Linked DNA regions of Mus musculus: region 1 is linked to region 2. A link is a loop called in an ENCODE intact Hi-C map of the cell type or tissue named here. Cell type or tissue: gastrocnemius. All regions are shown on one strand. Each heading gives the region's core, and the rest is flanking DNA. Links, peaks and the distances in the headings are about the cores only. Region 1 overlaps Osbpl9 (oxysterol binding protein-like 9). Region 2 holds the start of Eps15 (epidermal growth factor receptor pathway substrate 15).

Region 1 (5,377 bases), core at 131-5,130, 82 kb after region 2:
AAGGTGGGCGGTGTTGGAGAAATTACTAACGGGGCCACTTTCTTTGAGCTGTATTGTTAATAATAGCCCGTGAGAAGAAGAAAAGCACCCAGAAGGACAAAATATAGAATGTCTTGAAGGCTTTAGAAAATGATAGAAGAAAAACGAAGAAATACGATTATGGGAGAAGAGTTAGTGTGGATGAGGGAAGTAGGGACACATAGTTATTCATTCATTTAAAAATATCATTGAGTTCCTGTCCTGCGGGTCTTCATTCCAGCAAGAATCGACAGCTGTGTAGACGCTGCCTCTCTTCTCGAGCTTTTAGTGTAGTCTAGTGGGCACCTTAATTCATTTACTCTTAATAAATTTGCAAGGTAGGTATTCATTATTCCCATTTAATGCTCCCATTTTACAGTTTTGGAATCTGAGACTCCAGGCTTTTAAGTAATTAGCTCAAGATCACATACACAGCTGTAAGTGGTGGAGTCAGGCTTCCCATTAAATTTCTCTTTTGCTACAGGAAGTAGAAAAGTACATGCTGTTAGGCAGGTCTGCCAAACTACAAGCGTTGGTCACCTTTATCATTCTTTGGATATGAACTTATGTTCTCTGTGTCTTTATTATTTTTATTTTTGATGGAGCCCAGGGCCTCGAAAATGCTAGGTCAACACTTTACCACTGACCCACATTCCTAGCCTCTCTTCTACGTAATTTTTAAAGGATCAAATTTTAATGAGACACAAACATATTGTTCAAAGCTGAATACAGTAGCTTGTATATGTAGCCTCTTAATTTTAAGGTCAAGCCAGGTCAGTGTACCTAAAGAGACCCTGTCTCAAAACAAAACAAACAACACCCCAAAACAAACAAAACCAAAAAACAACCCCCAACCAAATATATTAAAAAACAAAAAACACACACACATCATACTATGTCAGATGGAAAAGGAACAACTACACATTTTATCTTGAAAAACTGAAGAATTATGAAATCCCACGACTAAGATAAATAAAGAATAATATCAAATTTCACTAAATGTGATAATCAGCAAACTCTATGGATCCTAGCCAGCATATTCATGATGGAGTAATTAGTAGCACTGTAGAATTAAGTTACTCTTCAAATCCCAAAATTTGTGTGGTCTGAGTCTAGGGCCATCCTAGAGTTAAAATTCTAGGGAGCCCTTAGCCCAGATAAAAATATCCTTTTTCCTTGTTTTCTTTCTTTCCTGATTTTTTTTTTAAATCTTTTATGTCTTCTTGTCCTGTAGATTTAGAGAGTTTGAACTCCTTGTCCTTCTGACTAAATAGAAGTTTTTCATAGACGTCTTTCTTCTTCCTTAATACCTGCCTTCTGAGATTAGATTCTCTAAAGCATTATCTTTGTCAGAGGAAGAGGGGATCATATTTCTCAATGATGGCTGTTTTAAAACATTTCTCCTGTTGTTTACTTACAGGGAATTGTACTATCTTGTGAAGCTAGAGTGGTAATCACAAGGAGAGAGTAGGAGTCGGATTGAAGGTAGGCAGTGAGTTCTGTCACAGTTTGAGTGCATTAGCGTTCTGATGGGTCTATCTGTAATTTGCGTGTAGCTAATTTTTACAGCCACACCTTCTAGTAAGAATATCTGAACTGGTTGTGCCAAATTTTTTTTCTAATGCATTTAATTTTCAAAGAATAAAACACTCAGACAGTTTAAATACAAGCTCAGCAGAGTGACTCTCAGTCAGTCAGCGATGGTGCCATTGAGTGTTCTAGTTTCTTTTCCTCTTTTCCAAGAGGAAGAAGGCTCTGACACTTTCTCCATATTTAAATTTCTTATCCGCAATAGAATCTGCATTTCTTGTGGACGCAAGGACTTCTCTGCATCTGTGTCAGGAATTTCAAGTCCCAGTTCGTCCTCCATGACATCGACACTTGGTTCTTTATAAATTTACTGAGAGAGCTTTTCTGGGTCAGTCTCAACATAGAGTTTCAAGACAAACAGCCTGTGCTTCTTGATTCCCTCTAAGTCAGGGGGGTTCGTACTGGTGGTACTAGTGTGTGACCCTCCCAGGCACCTACGCTTTCAAGCACTGGGCTGGCTGCAGAGCCCTGAGCTTGGTTTAGTTTCCCACAGGGCACAGAGTTGTGCCAAGTGGCTGTTTCAAGGCCAGTGTTGGAAGCTGGAGTAGTGTTCGAAGGCCAAGGGCAGGCAGCAGATATAGGCGAAAAGGACATAAGCTGACATGGCCACACCAACCCAGGACATACTTGCCAATTGTGCCACATTTAATCAAGGTAGCAAATAGTCTCTTTGTTCCTTGTTTCCAAAATTACTTAAGATCTAGTCTGGCTCTGTGGTTGTTGATTCCTTCCATGTTGTTCCAGAAAATTCTAAATTAAACTAGATTATCCTTGCTTTAGAGTCAGCCTCTACTGAGAATCACCATTAAGTCTCAGGACTGAGCTAGAGTCGCTGGGACTGAACTGAAATACGTTCAGCCAAGCCTTTTTTTCAGCTTAGAGCTTCATGAAAATTTACCAAACTCTGGGGGTGGAATGAATTTTTTTTTTTAAAGAACAATTACATTTTTCATTTGTGCATGTCTTTGTGTTTCTGTGCAGGCAGGTTTTATGCCACAGCACCTGCGTGGAAGTCAGGACAACTTAACGTAGCCAGTTTTCTCCTTCCACCATGTGGGTCCCAGGGATAGAACTCAGGATGTCAGCCTTGGTGGCAAGTGCCTTTACCAGCTGAGCCATCTCTCCAGCCTGGGATGATCTTTTACTTTATTCTTTTCATTTGTTTCATGGTCTTCTTGCCAGGCTGGTGGTTGAACCCACAACCTTGTACTTGCTAGGCAGACACACTAATATATCCCTGGCCCAACGTTTGCTTTTGAAGGAACGCTATATTGTTATAGGGACTCTTTTTCAGGTCTGACTAACTGACTAACCGTGTGTGTGTGTGTGTGTGTGTGTGTGTGTGTGTGTGTGTGTATGATTTTTGAGCCCTGGCTGACATGGAATTCACAGAGATCCACCTGCCTCTGCCTCTAGAATGCTAGGATTAAAGGTGTACACCATTACTACATGGCCTTAAATCAGTCTCTTAATCATGATCATTAGTTATAATGTATTCCAGTGCTAGTCCACACAGCAGGCATTTTCGCAGGGCCGACTTTGTAATGGTGCAGTTAGTGTATATGCTTGGGAGTGCAAGTGTGGGTTTCTTCATGTAAGAACTTCTGATATAGCAGAGCAGATAGCCAAGTATAAAGCAGTATGACAAGTGTCCGAAGACATGGCTTAGAGAATAAAGTGCTTGCTGAACAATCACAACCAGAATCTAGATCCCCACATCTTATGTAAAAGCTGATCAGGCATGATGGCTGCTCTAATTCTGGTACCCTGGAGTCAGAGACAGGGAATCCACTGGGCAAGCTAGCTAGCTAGAGTAGGCAGAGTTAGTGAGCTCTGGGTTCAACAAGAGAATGATCAAGGAAAACACCCAGTGTTGACTTGGGCCTCCACATACATGCACACACACACGGCCCCAAGCGTGTGAATACATGTACACATGTAGTGCACATACAGTGTACACCTATACACCAAATCATTGTGACAAGGTCAACAATAGAAATAGAAATCTGCAGAAGTATTGTCCAGAAGGACATTTGAACCAAGGCTTAAGAGACGAAGGTTGCCAGGCAGTGATGGCGCATGCCTTTAATCCCAGCACTTGAGAGGGAGAGGCAGGTGGATTTCTGAGTTTAAGGCCAGCCTGGTCTACAGAGTGAGTTCCAGGACAGCCAGGGCTACACAAGAAACCCTGTCTCGAACACCTCCCCAACCCCCCACCCCTCAAAAAAAGGAGGTGAAGGTTGAGAAAAGAAAAAAGGCTATTTTAGGTAACAGGAAAACAAGAATAGACTGAAAAGCTTCAGAGCATGAGATGTACTAGGAAGATTTTTACAAATTTCTGAGCAGTACTAGTGTAAAGATGTATTTGAGAGGTGGTAGGAGATTGAATTCTAGCAGGTATTTGGAGTCATGGGTTAGGCGTGGAGATAGATAAAGACTTACTGGGTTGGTAGCACAAAATTGTTTCATTGTTTTTTTTTTTCTTGTTTGTATAGTACATGTATGTGCCCACCTGGGTAGGTGCCAGTGTGCGCATGTGGAGGCCAGAGGGCTGACACTGTCTTCCTTGTCGAGTGTCTTCCTTGTCAAGTCCCTCCTTATTTATTTGTTTATTTAATTTTTAAAATCTCTGCGCATAGGTGTTTTGACTGTATGTATGTCTGTGTATCACGTGTGTGCCTGCTGCCCTGGAGCCCAGAAGAGGGAGTCAGATTCCCTAGGACTGAAGTTTGAACCTCTGTTTGGGTGCTGGGAATTAAATTCAGGTCCTTTGGAAGAGCAGCCAATGCTCTTAACTGCTGAGCCATCTCTCCAGCTCCTTCTGCCTTATTTTTTTGAGACAAAATTGAACCTGGAGCTCATCCATTTGGCTGAGCTGGCTGGTCGATGAGCTCCAGGGATCCAGCTCTTCCTGCCCCACCCCTGTCCTCAGCACTGGTGTTGTAGTTGTATGCTTGGTATGCCTGGCTTTGATGTCAGTCCTAGGGACCCAAACACAGGTCAGTATGCTTGTGTGGCAGCACTCTACTGACTGAGCCTTATCTTCAGCATCCCCCCACACCTTCCTTTTTGAGAGTAGAGTTTTGTGTCCAGGCTGGCCTCAAACTGGGATCCTCCTGCCTCTATCTCTCGAGTGAGTTCTATTTTTATTATTAGATGAGATGACCAGGGAGAGCTAAGGATATAATTTTGAGAACACTTTGTGAACTATCAATTATTAATGGGGAATCATGGTTATAAAAGAGATGAGAAAGGAGGGAGGATTGGAGGAGATAGTTTTGTGAGAGGTTGGAAGATGAGAAAGTTGGTAGATTTGTGTAATTTGCTGATTTGGCAAATATTTATTGCGTGTTAACTGTGCCAGGGTTTTTACTGAAAAGTAGTTAGCAAATGAGGTGGAAGCCACCCCTATTGTTGTAACACTTGGAGTGTGCTGGAGGACGTAGCAGGTAAAAGCTGTGGAGACACACATGATGTTTGGGGTATGGGCCCTGAAGGTGTACACCTGACAGTCTTGGCAGGTTTAGACAGGTTTTCTAGAGGAAACAAGATTATAGTGACCTGAGTAGAGAGAGTAGGCGCATGAGCAGAGAGGGAGAAGTACTGGAGACACAGAATGAATGCTTCTGGAAGAGACAGCGAAGGAGCTTGTCAGGGGTGTAGCTTGGGTTGGAAGCCAGCTGTAGAGAGGTGACCTTGAGTGCTAAGTGAGAAGTGAGGTACAGTGTGTGGTGGACCACGAAAGGCAGTCTTGGCATTTCACCTTGAA
Region 2 (5,377 bases), core at 312-5,311:
TTGGCATAGACACAAGATTTATTTCTTCCAAATAAACAGAGGAAAAAGAGGTGAAATTTAAAATGTCCTTTGCTGGGCGGGCCCAGTGACACACACATCCATAATCCCAGCTTCTTGGGAGACTGGGGCAGAAGGATCACTAAGTCAACGAACCCAGACTAGAATGGCAACATAGCCATACACTTTGAACCTTCCACATGTCTACCTTGAAGAATCTCCCACTTGAGTATACCATATCTAGCTCTGTGTTAGAAGAGCAGAAAAAAGAAACACAAGGTAACATAAATAAATCAATAATGAATGTGAAACCAAACTACACCATTATCTGACTTAGTTCAAGCAGCTAAAACTTTTTAAACAAAAAGTATGAGGAACTGAGGAGATGGCTCAGTAGGTAAAAACACTATGTAACATGAGGAGTGGAATTCAAATCCCTAGTACCTACATAAAAACCTAGCACGGCCAAGCATGCCTATAACCCCAGCAGTAAAGAGCAGAAACAAGCTGGCCCGCCTAAATGGCAATCTCTCATTCAAGGCTGCAAGGCAGACAGTGATACAGGAAGACACCTGACATTCTCCTCTAGTCTCTTCATGCACTCCAACCAGCACATGCACCTGCACACTCATATGTGTGCAACACACACACACATGTTAAAATCAAGGACTGGAGATATGGTTCAGCTCAAGTTAATAGCACTTGTGGCTCTTGCAGAGGGCTCAGGTTCGGTTCCCAGTAGCCATATGGTGGTTTATAACCATCCATAACTCTAGTTCCAAGGGATTTGACACTCTCTTCTGTCTTATATGGGCACCAGACATGAATGTGGTATACATATATACATGCAGGCAAACACTCATACACAAATAAGTAATTATATCTAAGAACTATAAATCTGCTAAGTTTGAAGGAAAAAGATACATTAGTAAATATTTTAAAAACTTTTTCCCCTGTGCCTTTATAATATCTCACTATATCTTAGTATTTTAATATCTAAATATTTTAAATTGACTTATTTGAATTATCAATTTAAGTTCAAACATGAAATACTAAAGAATAATTTCCCCTTAGTGATTCAGCATTTACTCTGGATACATTTTAACACCTAACTATACAACCACAAGAACATATGCAAATTATGAAAATGACTACAAAACTGAGAGCCTGAAGCAAATTTCCAGAGATAAGTGATCCTAAACAGAAACTAAAAACACAGTACAATCCAAGAAGAAAATAAAGTAGGCACACAACCAAGAAGCAATTCTACAGAAGTCTTCAAGGGAACAAAATCTTTAATAGGGGGGTCGGGGGAAACTACCAGAATTAGCCAACAGAGTCAGAATACAAGTGCCTGCCAACAGAGATCATGTTTAAGGCAGGTCACTATCTAGACTCAGAAAGCCAACACCCAAAAGTCAATGTTTCCATTCCTCAAATGTGAGTTTCAGAAGGACCCTTCTAAACAGATTCATGACAAGACTGGGCCATCTTAAAAGTTCTTCCCTGTTAGATGCAAGTCAAAACACAATGACCCACAGGAAATAAATTTGGAAATGTAAAGTTTATGAGGTTATTCCTAAAGGCTGTCTTACCTGTGGGATGCCTCTGTGTGTGTGTGTGTGTGTGTGTGTGTGTGTGCGCACTATAATACACACACACACACACATACAGTATATATAGAATCACTTTTGCTGGGGATATGGCTCAGTCGGTACAGGGCCTGTCTAGCCAGCATGAAGTCCTGAGTCTGATCCCTGGCGATGAATAAACTAATATAGTGGTACAGTCCACTTGGGAGATGGAGGAAGAAGGATCCAAAATCAAGGTCATTCTTGATATTCTTGATTACATAGTGAGTTCAAAGCCAGCTTGATCTATTTGAGACCCTGTCTCAAAATAAATAAGTAAATAAAATTTCCACCCTGGCTCCTGGGGAAAATACTTTTTTATCTCCAAGTTCTTGGAAAGAAACACCTCAAAACCTCTTTATCATAACATAGAAATAATCTATTACCCAAACACATGCCCTACCTTATAAGTACAGGCAAATCTAGGCCAAGGAGACAAGATGGCAGGGAGCTATCACAGGGCAGGCTGATAGGCTGAGGTGGGCTTATACCAGGGAGTACACAGCCCCCAGCTATGGAGAAGGCAAACTTCTGGGCAGTGAAGATGAAAGGGACTGGCAGGTGTTTGGTACCTCATCCCTCCTGGGTGTCTTGAGATGACTACGCTTGGTTTTACAGAAACGGAGAACTCAGGTTCTCCTAAGTGAGTGATGTTTAGATGTATCCCTCGAGGATGGGGCTCTGAAGGAAGAGAACATTTTAATAATGATGATGATGATAAAGAGGCGAGACTCCGAGAACAGACTCCGAGAACAGCTTTTGGTCGAGATCGTCCCAGGACAAAGTTATCTCCCCGGTGGTTCCGGGCACCAGGGAGGAAAGAGGCGCCCCACCTGCAGAAGGCTGGCACCATGACCCCTCGGACGACGATCAGAGACGGCGCCCTCGCGGGTGGGAAAGTCTGCAAGGGGATCTGAGCAGAAGTGAGTGGGTCAAGTGCCCGGACAGGATGCGACTTCTGGAAGCCAGGCTGACTTGAGGGAACTGAGGGGAACTCGGCAGTCGTCGCTCCCGCGGACCGGAGCAGAGCGAAGCTGAGGGAACCCTGCCCCGCCGAAGTCGAGCCTCGCATCGCCCGCGGCCGCTGTCTAGCGTGAGCCCCACCGGAGCTCACCTGGCGGCCGTCAGGCCCGGAGGAGAAACTTGCCGAGAAGGTGAGCGCCGACGGGACCTGGAGGAGAGCGGCGCGGAGACCCGCGGCGGGGGCGGCGGCCGGGTGGGAGCCGCGCGGGGCGGAGCCGAGAGCCCGGCGACCCGGGGCGGGGGTGCGGCGGCCCCGGCTCGCCGCTCCCGCTCCGACTCGGGATGGCGCCCGCACTCCTCACACGCGCTCCCACCGTGCGGCCCGAGGGCAGCCGCCGCGCCAGCGCCCCAGAGCGGTGGAGGGGGGGAGGGAGGGCCGGGGAACCCCGGCGGGTCGAGCCGGGCCGACCGGCGGGCGGCGTTACCTGTGTCAGGGAGAGCTGGGCTGCCGCAGCCATGGTGTTTCCATCATGCACGGGAGGGGAAGGAAGGACGGACGGACGGGGGCCCGGGGCGGGAAGGAGGCGGAGGGACAGGCCGTAGGCGAGGCCGGCGGCCGGGCGTCTCCCCGAACTTCGACAACTTCCCTCCTCACGCCGCCCCGCCCCGCCCCGCCCCGCCGGCCTCACAGGCCGTGGCGGCGCGCAAAGCCCGGAGCGGGAGTCTGAGCCGCGGAACCAGGCCCTGACCCCGGCCTCCCTGGAAAACCCGGTGCGGATAGGGCTCTGGGGTGGACGGTCAGCGGAGGCGGCGCCACAGAGACCTGAGTTTAGGCAGGTCACCCACCATCCTTCTTCCTGGGCTGCTGTTTTCTGTAAAGTGCGGGGAGAAATTAGAACCATGTCCAGGTGGGTTGTGGGAACTAAAAAAGTAATGGTACTAAGTAATGACAGGAGCGGTTTAGTAGTAATAACATTAAATAATTCTGATTGTGTGTGATTCTGCACTAAATGCTTTTGTTTGTTTGCTGTTTGTTTAAAACAAGGTCTCTCTCTGTGTAGCCATGGCTATCCCGAAGCTCACTGTATAGATCAGGCTGGCCTCAAACTCACAGAGATCCACTTCCCTCTGCCTCCAGAGTGCTGGGATTAAGGAGATGTACCACTACTCCAGGCCTAAATACTTTTTTAAAAAATTGTGTGAATAGGGGATTTGAAACAGAAAGAAGTTATACAAATGAGGATGGTGAAAGCCAGCCAGGCATGGTGGCACATACCTTTAATCTCTGAGAGTTCCATGCCAGCCTGCTCTACATAGTGAGTTCAAGGACACATAGTAAGGCCCTGACTGAAATAAAAAGAAAAGGGCCTCCCCGAAAAGAAAAAACAAAACAAAACAAAACAACTCTCTTACCCGAAGTTTAAAAACTAACTAGAAAGCTGGATTACAAATCTTTCTACCTGCTATCACATTAAGAAGGCATGTAAATCCTTCTAAAGTAAAAATCTTGGGAGCAAGAAGGAACTGCTTGCCTTGCCTGCTCCCTGTCCTGCCTAGACTGTTTAATTTAAAAAAAAAAAAAAAAAAAAAAAAAAAAAGCAGGTGTAGGGCCACAGTGGAGTTCAGAGGTACAGTGAGTGCATAAAGTCCCATCTCAAATTCTTTTTTTTTTTTTTGTCTGGTTGGTTGGTTGGTTTTGGTTTTGGTTTTTTGAGACAGGGTTTCTCTGTATAGCTCTGGCTGTCCTGGAACTCACTCTGTAGACCAGGCTGGCCTTGAACTCAGAAATCTGCCTGCCTCAGCCTCCCAAGTGCTGAGATTAAAGGAATGTGCCACCAGTGCCCGGTTCCTCTCAAATTCCTTTTTGTCATAAATGCCACCTCTTGACAGAGTATTGTCTCTCCAAACTAGTGTTCATACTCTTTTGTTGACTTTACTAGAAGAGGGCAACAACCTCCTAATGACCTGTTTACATAAGTCTAACCACCCCCCTCAGCTCACCAGTGGCAGAGATTTTTTAATATATATGTATTTTAACACCATAACATTATAGTATATGCTTAAATGAAGGCCTTTGTCCTGCCTGTATTCAACATTATACACCTTACTCTTTTTCATTTTGCCACACTTAGTTAGAATAAGGAACCGCTTACCTGAAATTGTCATCTGCAAAGGTTCTTATTTAGGGTGACTACTGCCGTGATGAAACACCATGACCAAAGACAACCCGAAGAGTAAAGAATTTATTTCCCTCACAGTCTGGTCATCATCAAAAGCAGTGAGGAAAGGAATTCAAACAGGGCAGGAGCCTGGAGGCAGGGTCTGAAGCAGAGGCCATGGTGGGGTGCTGCTTACTGACTTACTCAGTTTGCTTTCTTATAGAACCCAGGCTTGGGCCTTCTCCTACCAACTACTAGTTAAGAAAATGCCCTACAGTGAGGTCTTATGGAGGCTTTATCTCAACTGAGGTTTCCTCGTGTCTAATAAATCTAACTTGTGTCAGGTTGATGTAAAACTACACTCAGTTTGTATGTAGCCTACTTCAGAAGGTCTAGGAAGTCTGCATACCAGCTTTTAGTTACTTTGATATGACTTTTTTATTCTGCCTTTTTTATTGTGTGTGTGTGTGTGTGTGTGTGTGTGTGTGTAGTACTTGGGGAGGGGGTAGATTCTCTCCTTCCACCATGGAGGTTTCGGGGATGGAACTCAGGCTAGCAGTCTTGGCAGCCATTGCACTAATCTAGTAAGCTGCTTCAAAGGCCATATCCTCTGCCTCGTTTTAAGAG

The links. Peaks named below come from ENCODE experiments on the same cell type or tissue, not always from the same donor. Only the 100,000 strongest peaks of a DNase experiment are listed, where the experiment ranks them.
Region 1: a loop joins it to region 2, with 3 times the contacts of the local background. A loop is called at or near these places in 5 of 42 quality-filtered maps.

What each region holds. Positions count from the first base shown.
Region 1 is chr4:109,195,991-109,201,367 of GRCm38, reverse strand. The region is part of intron 1 of Osbpl9 (oxysterol binding protein-like 9); the gene reads left to right. Among named protein-coding and RNA genes, the nearest start is that of Gm46867, 3.5 kb to the left of the region's middle. In gastrocnemius, for the core only: no CTCF peak of the experiment used is centred there; a DNase peak (open chromatin) is centred at 2,127; H3K4me3 peaks cover 783 bases; H3K27ac peaks cover 4,532 bases.
Region 2 is chr4:109,278,144-109,283,520 of GRCm38, reverse strand. Eps15 (epidermal growth factor receptor pathway substrate 15) reads right to left here and starts at 3,246. Exons shown (of 25, transcript NM_007943.3): 1 at 3,077-3,246. The coding sequence starts at 3,109. It overlaps Gm40225 (a long non-coding RNA gene), which reads left to right and starts at 3,198. Exons shown (of 3, transcript XR_868003.2): 1 at 3,198-3,499. In gastrocnemius, for the core only: no CTCF peak of the experiment used is centred there; a DNase peak (open chromatin) is centred at 3,301; H3K4me3 peaks cover 2,989 bases; H3K27ac peaks cover 2,578 bases.